Regions from separate parts of the Homo sapiens genome. Here region 1 is linked to region 2. Evidence: read pairs that join two places in POLR2A ChIA-PET (ENCODE). Cell type or tissue: PC-9. All regions are shown on one strand. Each heading gives the region's core, and the rest is flanking DNA. Links, peaks and the distances in the headings are about the cores only. Region 1 overlaps BMP5 (bone morphogenetic protein 5). Region 2 has its middle 130 kb from the start of HMGCLL1.

Region 1 (7,636 bases), core at 1,175-6,174, 53 kb after region 2:
TTTGTCTGAAAGTATGCTTTTTATTGCAGCCATAAACCTTAATACAGATCTTTTTGTTATTATCAATATTATTTAATATTAGTGGCAGCCACATGAGCGTACTACCATATTTCTATATTTTTTCAAAATGACATTGGAGCTGTCATCAAAGTACAGAACAGAGATGGCATTTAATTTGGTTGGAGCACAACAAGGCTTTGGTACGTGGTCAGGAAACATCAGATGAACCTGGGAAAGAAAAAAGGTTTTGTTTTATTAAGAAATAAAATATACATTCTTTTGCAGTTTTAAAATGGTATGATTATTTTATCACTCATAATCAGGCACACCATTAAGCTGATCTCCCTTCTCCCATTTATTCCATGACTGGGGTGGGGGACTGAAGGATGTATTCTTAAGCATTAACACCTGGAATCAACCCAGCCAATTCAATTATGTGTTTGAACCTTGAAAAATATCTCACCAAATAAAGAAAACTTCCTCTATAGAATATTCAGTGGAAGTTTTCCTAGGGAAAGAACACAGCAACTAGCACGTTGTTGCTTTTAGTTGAAATAACTGTTCCTATATATATCATGAGGAATATGGAAGTTACAAGAGCAAATCAATGAAAACACATAGTTGCAGAAAGATTTGGATCTAAGAATTATCTTTTAAAAGGAAAATTAAGCAATAAATCATACATTTTAAGCCAACTCTTAATTTTCCATGGTAAAAGAAGCATAAAAATCATAATAAAATAAAATCCACATATAATCCAATACTTGCCTTAGAGCAATGATTTCAGCTCTTCATAGAATTTTTTTATCACATTGGCTGGAGTTTAATATCCATTTACTTTTTTTCTCCCTTGCCTGCCCCCTAGACAAGTGCCAAAAAGCAGGCTAAGCTAAATCAGAAGCAAAGGGCCTAGAGACTTTACAAATGAACATCCACCTCCCCAAAAGCCTAAAAAGGTGTCTGTACATGAAAAGTGAAATGCTTAAGTAAAGGGTTGATAATAATTTTGATCAGACTGGCAGTCTGCCTATGATTTGAAATAATTGAGAAAAGAGCCAGAACACAGTTCCCCCATTTCCCACCCACCTATTCTGGCCCTTCCCCCAGAGGAGTTTATGGGAAATCCCACTGATGAGTCTTACGGGATCCACAAAAAGCAAATACAGCCTCTTACAGTTTTGGCTGTACAACGTCCTGGCTGAAATGATATAGGGGCCTTGCATGTGGACAGAAACAGCAGGAAAAATGAGGTGATCTGACATGAACTTGAAATTTCCTAAGGCCTCACAAAACTAAAAGTTGGATAGTTTCTACAAATTTCTGATGCTGCTTATGTCCTTCATCAGCTTTATCTTCCATAACCCACACATACATGATTGATAATCCTGCTGTTTCAATGGCCTTGGCAGCCTAACGGAAAAAAAATGGATTGTTCTTGAATGGTTTCTCAATATATTAGTCACAAACATGCTTTCCTCCGTCTTTTTGTTTCATGTCCTTCACAGAACAAACATAAAGCGTGCACAACACCAGGGAAAAAAAATCAAACTTCACGTGTATGCTCCAGTTTTGCAATGACTTATGTCCTACATCCCAGGGTAGAGATACAGAGCAGACTCTTGTTCAAAGTTTGTGTCAGATTTTTTTTATATTTGTTTTTTGATACTTTACTACAGCCATAAGAGCTGAAAATATGTATTTATTTATTTTAAAAAAGAAAAAATGAGAGAAGGGGGAGTATTTGACAAAGGGTATTTTTCAATAAGTAGGCATTGCTTAGCCTGAGGGAATTTTTGATACATTAGATCCATATCTAAGGAAGCAAAAGTCTGCTTTCATAGTCATCAAAATGATGATAAAAAGAGGCAAAGAATTTTCTGAGAAATTAAATAGCATTACTTCAACTGATAGGAGTTATTCTATGACCTTACAGAAAGACAGTGATCATGAAGTTCTCTTCATAGGATGAAACAACAGCATTCTTCTTTATCTGATATGCTTTCATGTCAACATGAATTCTCATATACAAAGAGAAAAGTTAGCTTCTTAAAAATTCTTTTAGTGGTAGAAGTTTGAATGCAAAACATCCATCCTTGCAAAGCCTACCTACACTCCATACTCCTGGAAACACTATTCCATATAAAGAAGAGCTTATACTTACAGATAGCAAAGGTGAAGTCATATCAGACTTTAAATCCCCCCAGAAATTTACTCTTTACCTTGTATATGGCACTAAAGTAGGCATTCTCACTGGTCATGAATCAATAAAAAGAAGAATACTTATAAATAATTTATTATCAAAATGTATATTTGCTTTATCTTTCTGTTGCTCTCTAGCCCAAGGTTATTTCCAGTCTTTGATAACGTTCATGCTCTAGTTGTTATAGATTGCACTTTTTGGTGTCTAGATATTCTGTCGTATTTTATTAAGTCAATAAAGATGCCAGTAAATATCAAGTCATTCAAGTATTTGCTTTTGCCAGTTCACAGATATCATTGTTTATTCCTTAATTCAGCTTTAAGTTTTAAATTAATTGTGGGGGAAAATAGCAAACTTATGGAGAGTCGAATCTTCACAAATTCTAAGAGTAATTCTTTCTTTTTCCATAAATAAACCTCACCCACAAAGACAAGATTGTCTACTATCTACTTTTCTCTTACTGGCGTCCACCAAATAATTCCACTCCCATCAAGCCTTGATTCTAAAATAATGTGTTCTCTCCCATTCTTCTTAAATACAAAAGTTAAAATTTTTATATTAGCCCAAACATTGATTTAAAATTATGTCACATAGTCTGGTATGTTTTCTAGGAGCCTCTCATTTAGTCTTAGGGAGATTGTTCCTCTGCCAAATCGATAGGCCAGATGCTATGAGGTACATCAGACTCTCAATAGGTTTCATGAGCTCATTAGGTACAAGGCAATCAGTTAATCACGTCAACCCTTCAGTACATTGTTCATAAAAATAAGCCTAGATTATTAGAGATTTAATCACTGCTAAGTTTCTGAGATTGAGGAATAAAGAAAAGGAAGTATAATTTCTACTTTAAAGATTACAGGAGGAGGAGGAGAACAATAAGAAATAGAAATTAGCTTCCTATTTGTATACTACATTGAAGAACTTTTATAATACCAAAGTATGTTATAGAACATTCTTAAATAATTAAAAACCCTCAGATGAAATTTAGTACAGCTATTACTCAATGTTTTTGCAATGATTACTAATGAATTGCTAGGTTAGAAACAGCCCCAGGGAACCTGTGTGCTTAGTCATACTGTGTAATGAACAAACAGTTCAAGATGACCATTTCATGTTATTACTCCAGTTTTCCTAGCTGAATCCTTCTCCATTGTGTAACTGGGATTACTCTAAACCAGCCCGAGTTTCCTGACTATACCCACAGTTGTTACTTCAGCTCTAAAAAGAAACAAATGAGTTTGAGAAGATAAAATAATGCATTAAAATTGTAAATAGATGCTTTCCTCTAAAACAACTTTATAATATGCTTGCATTCTAAGCTTTTCTTAATCCTTCAAAAACAAAGCTTACCAGAGTCTGAACTATAGCGTGGTTGGTGGCATTCATATGGGCGTTAAGTGGAAAAGAACATTCTCCATCACAATAAAATGCAGCGTATCCTTCTGGTGCTATAATCCAGTCCTGACACATACACACACACACACACACACAAAAAAAAAAAAAAAAAAAAAAAAAAAAAAAAAAAAAAACAACAAGAAAAAATATCACCAAAGTAAAAATTTTTAAAAAATCTTAAAAGTTATTGAAATATATTGTATCTGAATAGGTTTCTATTCTTGGTCCAACAATTATTCTAATGGAATTATCTTCCCCACACCCTTTAATTTTAAGCTGAAGTTTAGGACAAAAGTATAAATATTTTCACAAGAAATTGTCCTCTCTAATTACTCCCAAGGGGTAGTTATGTAAGATATTCATAGTATGTATTAAACATGTATTCACGAATAAAACTATTATAAGAAAATAGCATTCTAAATATTGTTTAAACAGGAAATGATGAACTCTGGAAAGTTCAAGTGAACCCGAAAGAAAAAGGAGAATCAAGTTAATTGAGATCATTCTCATTACTTCTTAAGAACTCATTCTTAGTTTTATAAGTCTGACAACATCCTAAAGCCTTAATATTTTTTCTGCATGCTGTTTTTCTTTCCATTCATGCATTAACTTTATGGTCTCTTTAGAAAAAATAAATTGGAGCAAATTCCTAAAAACTGAACATGATAAATTTCGGGAAGCTAAAGAATTGGTACATGAATGGTTGCCTTGATATTTTTCCCACAGAGAAATAAAACTTGGCACAAATGTAGGAATTATTGAGTTATTCATGTGGAAAGTTTATCATGAATTTTGAATATATTTACATTTTAATAGTATTTCTCAATACAGGAACTCATATATGAGAATCCATTCTAATAGAATATTAGGAGAAGTCTTAAAATTTCATTTTAAACTGTCACCACATAGAGCCATTAAAAAATTACTTTGGTGAAATTTTCCTCCTCATCCTGTTTCTAAAGGCTACCCAAAAGATAGCAATACATTTTTAAGTGCAAGAAAAAAAAATGTCTGTCATCTTCCCCATGACAGGGACATTCCAATAGTTGGAGACCCTCAGAGGCTTAGTGGAGTTACTTATACTAATATGAACAAATCTTCTATTTACAATAAAATTAAAAGTTTGGAATACTTAAACAACGGCACTCTTTTTTTTCTTCCTAAATATCTTAGTGTTCTATGTCTCATTCAGCGTAGTTTTTTTGTTTGACTGTGATACCTACTAATCATGTTTCAATGGTAAAAGGTTAATTGAGAAATGAAAATAAAGTGAATAAGCCATATTCTAAATGGTCATGTCAAAAATCATTGGGTATTATATTGGAAAATTACTGCCAAAGACTATGACTTATTAAGGATTTATGATAATTCAGAAAAGAAGCACCAAAGTTGACTGAAAATTCCTACCTGCCATCCCAGATCCCGGAAGCTCACATAGAGTTCGTGCTTCTTACAGGCTTGTTTTTGCTCACTTGTGTTATAATCTGAAGATAAAAACCACATTTTGAATAAATGGTTGCTTACAGATATACTAATACTTCTTTTGTGAGATCACTGGTAAGATTTTTTAAAGGGGTTTTATTTGAAGTTGTGGAAAAATGAGTTTCAATCTTAAAGTTAGAACTACTTACTAACCATGTGAACTTCAGTCAAGTTACTTGTCCTGAGTTTCTTCTTCTGTGAGATGTAGACAATACCATTTACCTGATGAAGCTCTAACATGGATTCTGTTAAGCCATCTACTTGACAGGGCACAGCATGGTGTCTGTCGTTCATTGAGTACCATCTGCTCAATGAATACTTATTCATTAATTCATTCATACTCTAGGGGTACTTAATATATTGAGAGAGATTATATATATATAATATTTGTGCAATAACTTGTAACATCTTCCATGAGGCAGATACTGGGATCTTACTTAGCTGATTTTATTTTAATAAATATCTTAACCTCAGGATACCACAAGTTGAGCTTCTAATCATCCCCCAAAATCCTGTCCACCTGTAGACTTCATTCTTGACTAATGGTAGTTGCCTGGGTTAAAAAATAAAAACCAAAACAAAACAACAAGAATCAAAATAGTTCTTTTTTTTTCTTTCATTTACACATCCAATCTGTCAGGAAATCTCACACACTATCTTCAATAAGTCCAAAATGCACCTGCTCTCACGCCCTTCATAATTGGTCTTGGTCCAAGACACCATCATCTCTGGCATGAATTACTGCAATATCCTCATTGCTAGTCTCCCTGCTTCTGCCCTTGCTCCTCTATAGCAAACTAGTCAAGTGGACCTTTTAACAAGTAAACTTAATTACATCACTTCCCTGCCAGTCCCTCTATGGTCTTCATATCATTAAGAGTGAAATATTCTCAGAGTGGTTACAAGGCTCTTTACATTTTGGTCTTATTACCCCTCTGACTCATTTGATCCTATTACCCCTCTGACTCTCACTTCTTCTCCTTCACCTTGCTCCAGCCACCATACCTCCTTGCTGTTTCACTCACAGTCAACCTTGCTCCCACTTTAGAGCCTTTTCTCTCACTAGTCCCTCTCCCTGGATAGCTACATGGCTAATTCCTGCATCTTCATGTCCTTGCTTAAGCAACATCTCAACAAGACCTTCACTACCCTTTTAATATTGCAACTCTCACCCTGATACACCTGATTTCTCTCACTCTGTTCTGATTTTTTTCCATCTCAATTATCACTTTTAGAAATGCTATGTCATTTCCTCATTTATTTATGTGTGGCTTCTTGTCTGTTTCCTCCCACTAAAATATAAGCGTCATAGGGGCAAGAATCTCGTTTGGCTCTGTTTTGCTCACTGATGTATCCCTAGTGCCAGGAACAGTGCCTGGCATAAAATAAACATTCAAAAAAGTATCTGAGGAGTTAATGGACAAATTTCTCATAGTGTTCCATAAGTGATTTGAGGCAAGTGAAATACTATCATTACATATTTTGGAATGTAATCTGAAATACCCATAACTTTTTATAATTGTTTTAAATTATTAAATATAAATGTAGAATTTCAATCTTGCATCTGGAATAAAGTAAAATACTGAAGAAACACAGAGATTTATGGAACATTTTTCATTCTTGTCTTGTGTTGGGTTTGCTCACATTTTGTACAAATAACATTCGAAAAACTAGTCCACTTTGATTATTTCTAAAATAAAATATTAAAGAAATAAAATTAAAAAATAATTTGTTTTACAGTTTTTGTTAAAGTGTCACCTTCCTGTTTAATTACTCTCAACCTCTAATGAAAGTGTAGGCAAGTTAGAGATCAAAGGAGCCCATCATAGAGGGCCTTGCTTCTCATGGTTACTTCAAGTAATTATTTGTTTAATGTTAATCTAAAAAACAAGCTAATGATTAAATTTTGAAATCAAGGTATTTTTCTTCTAGGTTATTTATTCCTACTATGCAATTAACTTCATTAAAACAGATTAAATAAGTAGATAATGGGAAATGGGGGAGAGAGGATTTATTTCAGACTCTACATTCTGGTTCTTCTTCAGGGAAATATCTCCCTTGCAGCTAACTTTGTTCAGGCAATGGATAAATAACACTTTAACACTAAACATGAAATGGTTAAATTTCCTCGATCGTGTTTAGAAAAAGAAATAATTGATTCTACTATTGGTTTGATTTCATAAACTCCTTGATATACAAAACGGGGAAAAACAAATGTTAGCTATGCATTGGACCAGGGGTCAGCAAACTTTTTAAAAGTTTTTTAAACTTCTTTAAACTTTTTTTTAAAGAAACTGATAGTAAATATGTTGGGCTAAGTGGTCTCCTTGCAACTACTCGATTTTGCTGCTGTAGTATAAAAGCAACCGTAGACAATACGTAAATGAATGGGTGTGGCTATATTCCAGTAAAACTACCTATGGATACTAAAATTTGAATTTCATATGATTCCCACATGCTGCAAAATATTGTCCTTCTTTTCCACGCAAACATTTTCAAATGTAAAGACCACTCTTAGTAGGTCATACAAAAACAAATGATAGGCTTAATTTGGTTATT
Region 2 (7,636 bases), core at 1,090-6,089:
CCAGGATAGCATAATCTCTCCCTTTATCTCCTAACTTACTGGCTTTTCCTTCTCAGTTTTCTTTGCTAGTTTTGCCTCATGTCCCCAGACTCTTAATGTACAGAATCCAAGAGTTCATTTTTTGTTTTCTCATCTCCAACTACACTGACTCCCTGCATGGTCTCATCCAGTCTCCTGGCTTTAGATATCATGTAAATGATAGCAGTTCCCAAGATATCTTTTTACAGAGACTTTTCTATTGAGCTATAACCTCATATATCTGATTATCTGAATAAACTCTCCACCTAGATGTATACTAAACATGTCAAAATCACTCTGCCTAACCAAAATCCTGATGTTCATCCCTAGTCCTTCTCTATCTGCAGCCTTATTTATCTTAGTTATTCCAGTTTCATTCTCTAGGTGCTTAGGCTAGAAACCTTGGGTTCTGAAATTAGGGTTTGAAAAGTGAGCTACAGATATAAATTTTAGAATTATCAGTACACAGATTATTTTCAAAAAATTCCCTAAAAATATGTTTTGGCTGGTATTTAACAGGATAGTCATATAAAGTATTTTTGTTTCTGTAAGGCACTCTTCAATACAAATGTATTTCTTACCTACATCTTATGTTAAATCTATAAACACTTAAACATTTAGTTAATTAGGCAAATAATTATTATAAATAACATTTATAAAGCATTAATTGATGAATGACTGAACTAATACAAAGTATTTATTATATGGCTAAACACAGATTTTCTGAAGAGGTTTGACTAGCTGGTCCATTTGAAGCTAACTAAACTAACAACAGTTATTTATTTTCTTTTCTCCCCTCTTTCTTTCAGATCCTGTAATCAATCTCTTAATAATTTTTGTTTAAGGATGACTTTCCCAAAAAAGGTAAAATCATTACTCTCATACAGATAAAAAATTAGCATCTGTAAGATATCTTACGTAATTCATTATTAATGAAATAAGTGAGCAAGCGTTAAACTGCTCAAAGGAGAAGTCAAAGAACAGACACATTTATGGATAAGGAATATTAAAACGAATTTGCAAATAGACACGAAACTGACTTATTACATAGTGGAGCAGGGAAGTCTCTACTTGACAGAATTTATTTGCATGTCTATAGAGAAAAATTATTTTGGGTCACTAGTAAGTGCAATTTAAGGAGTTGTAAAATAACTCCAAGAGAGTGAAGGGCACAGAGCCCCGCAGAATTAGAATCAGATAAGCCAGGGGAGGAGATTGTAAGTAATGCAGTTTTTCATTGGAGACACCCAGTATTCTTTTTTGCTTATTCCAAATTTTATTCTGTAAATACTTATACCCAGTATCTGTCATACAATAGAATAAAAATCTGAAAACTGGAGAGTAATAACATGAAAAGAGGAAGTTATTATTTTTCATTAATCCATATGTATTTAGCTTCTTCATAAGAAATGAAAAGTTATGTTAAACATAATAAACATACTTTAGTAACAACCATTCTTCAAAAACTTTTATGACATTAAAACATTGTATTTTTGGTTATCAAGTTTATATTCAAATCTTCTATTATCATAATTCAAACCACAATACCTCTAACAGACTATAACACTATTATTCTCTGTAAAAAAAAAAAATTAGCACTTGAGAAAAAATTGGTCTCCATTATCTTAAAGATTATCAATTAAATAACTCCAGTTAAATTTATATATGTGTGATATAATAAAAGATTTCTACTCCTTGTTATCCATTTCTGTCTTAGAGCTTCAAAAAACTTGGAATTTCCTGAGTGGAAATTTTCTGAGTCAGAGTATTTGTTAGGTTAATTAGGTGACTCATTATGGGACCTTACGCAGATTCTGAATGGGAGTTGGTCACTGAAAACACCCACCATATGATTGTGACTAGAGGACTGAAACTTGGGAACAGCTCAGTCTCTGGCAAGAACCAGGGGTACTAGAATTTGAGCTCAATCACATGGCCAATGATTTAATAAATTATGTCTATATAATGAAACCCCAATAAAAACTCTGAACCTGAGATTCAGTGCAGCTTTTGGGTTGGTGAGCACATTGATTTGCTAGGAGGGCAATAGGCCAGATTCTACAGAAGCGCATGGAAGCTCTGTGCCCCTACCCCACCCCAATCTCAGACCTTGCCTATATGCCTCTTCCATTTGACTGTTCCTGATATGTATCATTCATAACAAAACAGTAATTGTAAATACAGTGATTTTGGTGAATTCTGAGTCATTCTAGCAAATTATCAAATCTGAAAGGAGTGGTGAGAACTCTTGATTTTATAACTGGTCAGTCAGGTGCGCCTGTGGCCCTGAGATTTGCAGTTGATATCCGAAGTGAGTGTAGTCTTGTCTTCACAACTGTTTGTACAAACTTGTAAGGCCTGTGCTAACTCTAGGTAGTTAGTGTCAGAATTAAATTGAATTAAAAGGCATCTAGTTGTCAGAGAATTGGTTTTAGAACATATGTAGATACTGAGCAGTGTAGAATATTAAGTCAGCAATAATGGGAAAGTATTATGTTGAAGTATTATATTTAAGAAACACATAAGGAGTGACTGAACTTCTTACTGAGTCTGTCCATGTGCTATTCGATTATCTGCTCAATTCAGTTAAAATAAATCAAGCCACAAAACAAAGTAAGCTCTTCTATCTACGAGTATTGAGATCTATTGCATATAAGTTACAGTAACCTTTGCTGAAGCAACATTTCCAGAGGGTTTCCTTTTCTACCCACATAAAAACATAAAGAGGAAACTTGTGGGCCAGTTCTTCCTACTGCAAAAAGGAAAATGGCAAGTATCCAATGGTTGTGAATAGTGTAAGTGGTAAGCCTGGATGATGTCGGAAAAAAAACTACTTTTTAAGTCATCATATTTCATTACTTACACAATTTTCTGGCATCAGTGCATCTTGACTTCATCTAACCAATTTTTTCAGCCATCTACAAAATAAAAATGTAAGGCTTTTACAAAGAAATATTGGGTAAAATAAATCCAGACATAAACAGTATGTCTGCAGGATTGTTATAGCAGCTCCAATTATAATGAAAGCAATGTTTTTAAGCTTTCTTGCATTATGAACAGAATGCTCCCAGTATTACAGAATCCAGGAGTCTATTTATAATGGTCTCAGCCTCCCTCACTATACCAAATCCTTAGCATGCAAACTGAAGCCAGAAAACCAAGGATCCAAATTACACCATGCAGAATGCCAAAGCAAGTTTCTTTTTCATTTCCTAAAGCGTTAAGACTAAGAATGTAAAAAAAAAAGCTAAAAATATGCTTATCCTTGAATCTTCAAATGTGTAAAATAAAAAGGATTCAATCTCTATTTCTTTATTTCTTGAATCACATATGCATAAAGCAGCACTGAAAGTATTTTAAGCTGATTTTGTGGCAAAGAGGAAGCTTTGCAAAGAACTGAAACAGCACAAAGGAGTTAAGTCCACATAACACATCATCTTTGTCTTGCAAGACACAGTAGAGAGATCTCACTGATTTCAAAAGAAAAAGAAGTGCTATTATGTTAAAAGGTCTAAGCATAAAACTGCTAGAAAACAAAGTACTACAATTATATCTGCTATATGTAAATCTCAGGTAGTGAAAGGAACAAAATGATTAGATGGTTGATGAAAATCACTGTAAAACTGTGCTCTTGATAATGAGTAAAATTGGTTCCTTGAAAACCTTCATTTCCACATAAGTCATAATGAGAACACTGGTTTCATACCTACATGTTGTTAGGCCATTTTACAAACTAAAACACCCAAACTTCGGAATTTGAGCTATTTTTCTTCTGTTTTCCATTTCAACTATTGAATTAGTAGCAAACCATCACAACTGTTTGTTATTACACAAGTTAAAAGCTATGAAGCTCTGAACATATCCATTATAAAAATGTGTTACTTCCTAAAAGTACTAAAACGTTCTTTAGCCTGGAGATGTCCATAGTTTTTCTAATCCAAAAATGAATTCTGAACTGTTTAATTTCATATTTTCAATTTAGAAACAATAAATCAGTAATATTTTAGTAGACATTGGCTTTTGTTTTTTAAACCCAAGATATACATGGATAGATGACCTTCTCCTGCTCAGTAGGCATAAAACTTATAACGTGTAACATCCAACTGGACTCACATAAGTCCTGACACCTCATGCCTACAAGCAGGAGAGATCCTAGGCAAAACTTCAAGGCAAATGAAATGTCTTCTCGTAACCCTTAAGGTCCTTTTCATAGCACTTCACAGCTTCAGAATCCCTTCTGTTCTATGATCCCATTCTTACCAAGGGCTCTTTTGAGATTTTTTATGTTTTAAAGGGCAGTTTCTGAAGAGGGCAATGCTTAACAAAAAGATATAAATTATGTTAGATACATTTCAAGTATTTCATACTACTTGATCAGCTTCCACATTAGGCTCTTTCAGCCTCTGTATAGTGGTGGGGAAAACTGTCTTTATAATAGTGAAGCTAATGATTTAAGAATGCTTAGGATTGATCATTTAACCCAGAAATATTTTCATTAAAAAATGCTGTCTTTGGGTAGATGGCACTTATTCTTTATGAAAGCCTCTTTCTAAAGCTAGAACATTTAAATTATTTTCTTGTTCAACTTATCTATTATCTGTCTCTCTTGCTCTTGTTATATTCCTTTCTCTGCAATTCCATCCTGATTTTAATACTTTATCCTAAACTTCTAACTTTTAAGTTATTTCTTGTAGTATTCATAAACCTAAGTAACCTTGTGAAATTATATTAGAAGACAGTAGGCATTCTTACTGAGAAAATATGAATCTCAAAGACCATTTATTTTAGAAGTAATCATAAACACTACTTTCAAAATTCTCAGTCTTTTTTTATTACAGCACTTGACCTTGGTTAGCCCCAATAAATTCAAAAGTCTTTTAATAGTGACCTAATATTTTCTATTCATTTAAACAATATTTTATTCCTGGTGAATTACTAAGCTTTTCGATCTATTAAATAATCTCTTGTTTTTTAAACTAAATATTTTTTAAGTGTGTTCATAACACATTTCTGAGCAATTTATTTCTACATAAGTAAATAAAATTCAATTTAACAGTGTTACTTTGTTTTTATTATTTCAAATATTTTCAATGTGTTCCTGAATAAGAAGGCTTTTTAGCTTTTAAATATATTTTAAAAAGATAAGAAAATAAGTGCTATATTTTTCTTTTATGACTCTAGCAAGTCTGTAACCACAAATATTCATGTATAATGATTATTTTATTTACCAAACTAATTTGGTAAATATGTGTTCTCTATGGGCATATATAAAGTTCCAATAAAAATTTCACTTATTTGGAGGAAACATTTATAGTAATCTCTAAGTTTTTTTTTTTTTTTTTTTTTTTTTGAGACAAAGTCTCTCCCTGTCGCCTTGGCTGGAGTGCAATGGTGCAATCTCAGCTCACTGCAACCTCTACCTCCAAGGTTCAAGTGATTCTCCTGCCTCAGCCTCCTGAGTACCTGGGATTACAGGCACTCACCACCAAGCCCAGCTAATTTTTTGTATTTTTAGTAGAAAGGGGGTTTCACCATGTTGGTCAGGCTGGTCTCGAACTCCTGATCTCATGATCTGCCCGTCTTGGCCTCCCAAAGTGCTGGGATTACAGGCATGAGCCACCACGCCTGACCAGTAATCTTTAAGTATGTTTTTAATTATGTTATTTGACAAATGAAAAAAGAAACCTATTCCTGTATATCTTAATGTCTACATTAACCTGGCTTCAGTGGTCTTTATGGAATTGTCTTTCTTGTTTACTACAGGAACTTTTGAAAAGACTTATCAACTTTTCAATAGAAGACATAAACAGACAGTTAACCTAACAAGATTCTTTGAACCCCTTGCCTAAAAATCTTGGCATTGCTGCTTGTACCAATTATAGCCTCTTATGTCATAAGAATTTCCCAAAGCTAATCAAGCTTCCTCCTACAACCCCTTCTTCCTGCCCCATTCCCTCCATTGCTTTCTTTAACCAAGTTTCAGAATCTCAATAAAATTCAATCTTGCGCTTCCTAGTCTGAGACATTCCCAAAGCTCTGTTCAAGTGGTGTTCTCCCACACTACAGTGAGCAATAAACTTAACTTTGTCTTATCCACAGTTGGTGATATATGAGGAGCTGGCATTCAACATAAACATAGTTGAAAACATTTTTTCTCTCCCTCAAAATACAAATATTTCTAAATTAAACACAATTTTGGACCTATCATTTAAATTGGCTGGAAAACATACTTTTTTTGGAATCTCTTTGAGAAATTCTAAATAAGTGTGTATTATAGCTTTAAAGCTTTGAAATGGTTACCTGAGTAATATGGTAGTAAAAAGTTCACAGAAAAGACAAGGTTTTTCATGTTATAAACATAGTAATAGAAAGGAATTTTTCTCTAAACTTTTTCCAAGTTATTTTAAAGGTCTGTTTACTGTGTTTTTTATAGAATTTATGAAGTTTTACCACAAAACGCAAAGCATTGAAAAGGTCATTCACTACTATGTTCAAAGGAGTTGGAAAAAATCACAGTTGTGAATTGCCCATCTTCTTTTTAGAGAGAAGAAACATACATTAATTCCTTTAAAAATTGTCATGGTTAAAGTACTTGTGGCAAGACCTTTCTGAAATTTAGATATAGGTCTACATTCATGACTCATTCCACTGGACCGTTCCATATTCCTACAGTGTTGCCCTAATGTAGAACCTCATATACTACAGTTCTGTTCAACAGCAATGACAGAGCCAAACTCATGCTTCTTATTTTGAAAGTCCTGTGTTTCTTAAGGGTAGGATCCTTGTCTTCTACCCATTAAGTAAGCAAGAAGTATTTTAATGAAGCCAGTTAAAGGAATGAGGTAAAGGCAGGCCAAGAAAGTGGAGAGATGTCCAAATGGGGGAAACAAGTGAGAAAGAGCTCCCAGGGTTTATGGACTTCTACTAGAGGGTGAGGAATATGTGGAAACACATGCACTGTTAAGTTCAGTTAAGATGAAACAGGAAGTCAGAGATACAAAGACACACAAGTGTACTTTTATTGTCTAGAATCTTGTAGATCCTTGTCAAGCTCACTTCTTAATTACACAAACACACACAATCATCATATGATGGTCAGTTCACTTATATGCTAATTGGTAAGATTTCTTAAGGATGGTTCTAGTATCCTTTGAAATTAGCTTTAAATTGATGCCAAGGTATGAAACATTAGTTTTTATAACGGCCCATTCTAAGGATGCTTTGCTATTGCTTATTTTGAACTGTGCCTTTATGCTTTATCCCAGGTACAAGTGCCTTTCTTTAAGAAGTATTCAACTTAAACTCCTGTGTGCACACAGGCTTCAGGATATCCTTAAGTGGGTAGATTCCTTCCTTTTTAATTAAAAAATGAGATAGTATCTTTTAGATGCCCTAAAACTTAACTGTACATCTTTTTCATGTGTGTAGGTAAACATTGGTCCAGAAAGTTTGAAATAAATTTTATTATATAGAGTGTGAAGATAATAGTGGGCTATCCATTTGAAAAGTACGTAACACATTTCTGGAGAGAAATTCTGGCAATTATTTGACAGCAGTTTTTCAATTGCCTGGCACCATCACTGATCTTGGTCTGATGTCTCTTCCGGGTCTGCAAGCC

What was found. ChIA-PET counts read pairs that join two places held together with the same protein. Peaks named below come from ENCODE experiments on the same cell type or tissue, not always from the same donor. Only the 100,000 strongest peaks of a DNase experiment are listed, where the experiment ranks them.
Region 1: POLR2A ChIA-PET joins it to region 2 with 23 read pairs; 2 of 35 experiments call an interaction of 5 or more read pairs at or near these places.

What each region holds. Positions count from the first base shown.
Region 1 is chr6:55,755,455-55,763,090 of GRCh38, forward strand. It overlaps BMP5 (bone morphogenetic protein 5), which reads right to left. Exons shown (of 7, transcript NM_021073.4): 5 at 5,003-5,079; 6 at 3,551-3,661; 7 at 1-228. The coding sequence ends at 79. Among named protein-coding and RNA genes, the nearest start is that of BMP5, 120 kb to the right of the region's middle. In PC-9, for the core only: no CTCF peak of the experiment used is centred there; a DNase peak (open chromatin) is centred at 3,267; H3K27ac peaks cover 1,929 bases.
Region 2 is chr6:55,702,796-55,710,431 of GRCh38, forward strand. No RefSeq gene overlaps it. Among named protein-coding and RNA genes, the nearest start is that of HMGCLL1, 130 kb to the left of the region's middle. In PC-9, for the core only: no CTCF peak of the experiment used is centred there; no DNase peak of the experiment used is centred there.